2 separate regions of the Homo sapiens genome follow, and region 2 is linked to region 1. Evidence: read pairs that join two places in POLR2A ChIA-PET (ENCODE). Cell type or tissue: PC-3. All regions are shown on one strand.

Evidence for each region. ChIA-PET counts read pairs that join two places held together with the same protein. Peaks named below come from ENCODE experiments on the same cell type or tissue, not always from the same donor. Only the 100,000 strongest peaks of a DNase experiment are listed, where the experiment ranks them.
Region 2: POLR2A ChIA-PET joins it to region 1 with 36 read pairs; 2 of 35 experiments call an interaction of 5 or more read pairs at or near these places.

What each region holds. Positions count from the first base shown.
Region 1 is chr11:94,134,239-94,136,738 of GRCh38, reverse strand. The region is part of intron 1 of PANX1 (pannexin 1); the gene reads right to left. Among named protein-coding and RNA genes, the nearest start is that of PANX1, 6.6 kb to the right of the region's middle. RefSeq lists an enhancer at 162-456. In PC-3, no CTCF peak of the experiment used is centred here; DNase peaks (open chromatin) are centred at 280, 538 and 1,398; H3K4me3 peaks cover 1,705 bases; H3K27ac peaks cover 2,134 bases.
Region 2 is chr11:94,457,973-94,460,472 of GRCh38, reverse strand. MRE11 (MRE11 double strand break repair nuclease) reads left to right here. Exons shown (of 20, transcript NM_005591.4): 13 at 892-1,065. Among named protein-coding and RNA genes, the nearest start is that of MIR548L, 7.4 kb to the left of the region's middle. In PC-3, no CTCF peak of the experiment used is centred here; no DNase peak of the experiment used is centred here; H3K27ac peaks cover 728 bases.

The DNA.
Region 1 (2,500 bases):
TGGAGTGCAGTGGCGCGATCTCGGCTCACTGCAAGCTCCGCCTCCCGGGTTCACGCCATTCTCCTGCCTCAGCCTCCTGAGTAGCTGGGACTACAGGCGCCCGCCACCACACCTGGCTAATTTTTTGTATTTTTAGTAGAGACAGGGTTTCACCGTGGTCTCGATCTCCTGACCTCGTGATCCGCCCACGTCGGCCTCCCAAAGTGCTGGGATTACAAGCATGAGTCACCGCGCCCGGCCGATATGTATCAAGTTTTAAGGACACATGGTCCCTGCCCTAAATGAACTTACAGTATTCAACAGATAAGTATGCAAGTAATTACCTAACTTCAAGTTATGGTAAATGTTAGGAAGGAAACTTACAGTGTTAGGAGAACATGTATCATGAAGTTCTACTTAAAGTTGCAATTCTACCCCCTGAAGGAGGCCCTTTCTTTCTTAAAACCAAGAGCACATCAAAATGCTTCTTCCAAACTTCTAATGCAGTCACATTTTGAGGGAGTCAGAGCTGGATAGTGTACAGGGCAGTGGTTTTTTTTTTTCTTCCACTTATTTCAAATAGGAACGCAGGAATGCAAAACTATTCGGAAAATGATGTCATCCTTCTGGAAACTGATACTGCTGCGACTAGTCTCCTTTCCTTTTAATGCTGGGAGGAGAGAAATATTTACGAAGATTTTCATGCAAACAAGCTTTATGTGTGAGTAGAAATTTTGAAAGAAAGTAAATGTCCATCATTAGGGGACTGCTTAGATGAATTGTAAGTATATTCTAAGCTATGGAATACTGTTCTATTATAAAACAGTGAGGTGACACCTATGTACTGGCACGGAAAGCTCTCCAAACATACTAAGTGAGAAAAAGCAAGCCACTATGGTATGACTCGATTTGTTTTAAAAAATAAAATAAGGTGTACACGTTATGCTAATGCAGACAAAGTACAGCAATAAGGCTGCACAAAGTGTCCACCTACCTTCAGCACATAGTGAAAGAGATTTATGAATCCTTTACCATGATGATGTATTTAGCTACTACTTGTACAAGAAAAATATTAACAAAGTAAAACATGTATCCAACAGTAGACTCTCTGGACAGCATGCATCCTTCTGGAGGGGTTAGGAGTCTCTCTTGGCTCTTTGGTTTAGTGTGAGTTGAAGATGTTCTATTATAGGACCTATGCCATGAGACCCTAAATATTGGCCCACTCTGATAGACAACCCTGAAAAGAATCGATCTGCTTTGCCAGCTGGTACATGCTAAAAAGCAGCCTGAAGATATTCCCAAAGACAGGTCTAAATTCAGCCACAACAGAGCAGATAACTTAAGCCACCCAGCCGCTGACTCAGTTGCAGGAAATGAAAGGGGAACTCCAAGCAAACTATATTGGAAGCAGCTGCAGTTATATCTATCCTTTGACTCACTGGGGCTGGCCCAATGCCTGCCCTGTAATGATAGCAAAAGAGCAGTGCTAACTCAGAAAGACTAAGTCCTTCTCTACCCAGAACGGTGGCTGCCCACTAAGAGGTCAGTGGGTGAGGGAGGCAGGGTCCCCGGCTGACCAGACACCCTTTCCCTAGTAGACTACTGGCTGCCCCAGCTCCCCACCTGGTCCAGCCAGCCAGAAACATCCTGGCAGGAGACACGGGCTCTCCTTCCCAGGGGATATGTGCCACATGAGGCACCAGGGAATCAAAGCAGCCCCTGACGCCTCAGGCCTTGTACAGCCCTAAGCGCAGGGCACAGGAGGCCCTGTCAAAAGACCCCTTAAACATGAATCCCATTCAGAGTCTGGTCTGTTGATAGTTTTGTCTTCAACCAGGCTGCTGTAAGAAAATCCCACAGACTGGGTGGCTTAAACAACAGTTATTTTCTCACAGCCTGGGAAGTTCAAGATCAAGGTACCAGCAGATTCGGTGTCTGGTGAGAGCTCTTTTCCTAGTTTGCAGATGGCCCCCTTCTCCCAGCGTGCTCACACACCTTTCCTTGTGGCCGCACTTGTGGAGAGAGGAAGAGGGAAGAAGAGAGGAAGGGGGGTAGTGGGAGAGAGAGGGAAAGAGGGAGAGAAGGAGGAAGAGGGAGGGGGGAGAGGAAGAGGGAGGGGGGAGAGAAAGAGGGATTTCTTCTTTTTCTAAGGGCATCCCATCATGAAGGTCCCACTCTCATAATCTCATCCAAACCTAATTACCTCCCAAAGGGATCTCCAATTAGCATCACATTGGGGATCAGGACTTCGACATATGAATTTTGCGGTTGGGAGACACAAACATTCAGTCCATAACTGCAGCACACTAAGGGAATTCATAACTTTAGAGAAATACTTCTAGAATTTCAGAGCTTGAAGGTCACGTCATGCAATCATGCTTATATTCTACACAAAGCTGTCGCCCAGCCATTTCCTAAACCTCTCCCCCCATCAATGAAATGTGCAGCACTTCTAGAGGCATCTGAGAGTAGATGTGTTAGAAATGAAGGGCCTCAAGGCACTGTCTCCCAGCAGCTT
Region 2 (2,500 bases), 320 kb before region 1:
TACAAAGATCTCAATCCAGATTTAGTTTTCTCACATTTGGATGTAATTTCAGAATTATTCTACAAACAAAGACAGCCAAATGATGGTGAAGCCACTGAAACTTACGTCATAAGTATATGCCACTCTAAGATCCTCCGGTTGTATTAGTTTCCTATGGGTGCTGAAACAAATTTCCACAAACTTAGTGGTTTAAAACAACACAAATTTATTATCTTACAGTCGTGTAGGTCAGAAATCGTACACAGGACTGGAATCAAGGTTTTGGCATGGCTGTCTTCCTTTTTGGAGGCTCTAAGGGAGAATCCATTTTCTTACCTTTTCCAGCTTCTAGAGGTGCCTACTATGTTCCTTGGCTCTTGCTCTCCTTTTATCTTCAAATCCTGCAATGTTGTATCTCTCTAACCATTTCCCCAGAGTTATTTTTCCTTCCAGCTCCCATCTGCCTCCCTCTTGTGCTTTTCAGGACCCTTATGATTACACTGGGCCCACCTGGATAGTCTCTGATACTCTCCCTATTTTACAGACAGCTGATTAGCAACCTTTGTTCCTCTTTGCCATGTATTCACAGGTCCCAGAGTTTAAGACGTGGACATCTTTAGGGGGCTCTTATTTTGCCTATGACACTGGTTAATTTCATCTCTATTAATCATAGCTGCCATTTTTGGACTCCATATCCTAGCCATCAGGCCTCTACATTTCACGTGTCCTGTACTCCTCCCCCATTTCTGGTTTTGACTTTGCTTTTTCTGGTTCCTGATATTAGTAGGCTTAACTACAGCTGTTCACTATATTTTTTCTCTGGTAACATATTTGGTAATTTTCCTTGCTCATCTATAATTATTTTGTAAGGAATAAAAACTATTTCTGCATCCAGTGATTTGTATCTTACAGAATGTGCAGCTCTCACTGCTAACAGAAAGAGGGATGGGTGAAGCAGTACAAGAATTTGTGGACAAGGAGGAGAAAGATGCCATTGAGGAATTAGTGAAATACCAGTTGGAAAAAACACAGCGATTTCTTAAAGAACGTCATATTGATGCCCTCGAAGACAAAATCGATGAGGAGGTAAGTAACTAATTTGAGTGTCTAGGTCTATTTAAATAGTCTGTCTTTAAGAGTAGCTCTGAGATTTTTTTCTGGTAAATCACTATTTAACCTCTCTGATTTGTTTAGTTTTTCTCATCTATAAAATTGAAATGATAAAATGAAGGTTAAATTAGAAAATGTAGAAAATGCCTAGAACAGAGTCTTGCATATGGTTGGTACTAAAGTGTTTTGTTCCCCATGGATAGTATCTTCTCTTAAAGATCCTTTGAAAGGGCTTTAAAGTGAACCTTGTAGGATGGTAATTTTTGTTCATTTTAATTTTTTTAGTAAGTTTTGATTGAGATCTTGAATTTCATTTAGAAAATTTCTGCTAAGCAAGAAGCAGTGGAAAAATTACAGGAAAAGCTGTCTAGACTTGACTACATAGAAATTATAAATGTTTGCATATCACATTGTCAAAAAACAAAATTAAAAGATATTGACATGAAAATATTTGTATGTGGGCAGAAAAAAGTTTAATATTCTTAATATTAATGAGCTCTTAGAAATCTTAAAAATAATTAAACATTTGATAGAATAATGAACAAAGGACATGAATAGGTGGTTCATAAAAGAAATATAAATAGCTAATAAGCATATGAAAATGGTGTTTAGCCTAGGATAATCAAAGAAACTCAAATACATCTTTTGTTTGTCAAATTGGCAGCAATTTGAGAAAAATAGTATCTAGCACACTGCTGGTAGTAGTATTACGTTTGAATAGCTTTACTGAAAAGCAGTTTGGCAGAGTATATTAAGAGGCTTAAGATTTACCCTTTAACTCAGCCTGGGAAATTTCCCTATGAAAATAGTGAGGTAGAGATTTGTGTATGGAGTGATTCATCTTAGTGTTGTTCATAGTGGGGAATAATTGGAAATGTTTTGATACAATAAATGTTGGTACATATACCATATAAAATTTTACACAGCTTAAAAATGACATTTTGGAAGAAGAACATGAGAAGATATTTCTAATCTAATGTTAATTGGGAAAGATTTCAAAGATAAAAAACTGCGTAGTATAATCTCAATTATTTTTATTTTATATGTAATTGTGTATGTTTATGTAAATAAAGAAAATATCCCAGATATATTATCAACAGTTATGTCAAGGTAGTTATATTACAGGGGATCACTTTCTCTATTTCCCAGATTCTCCCTAAGCAGAAGAACAAAACAATGTTATTTAAAAAAAAAAAAAAAACTCATTCCCTTATTTTAGTGCTTTTGGTTAACATGGTTCTCTTAAAGCCTTATGGTGTCAATGTGTAACTAATATTATTTAATACCAAGTACTTCCAGAGGTAGGACAGGCAGTTCACCCTCTAAAACCATTCACTCTATGACTCTGGATGTGTTGGGTTTGCTAATTTATAGCATAAATAGATTTCTCAGGTACATACCAGAAATAAAA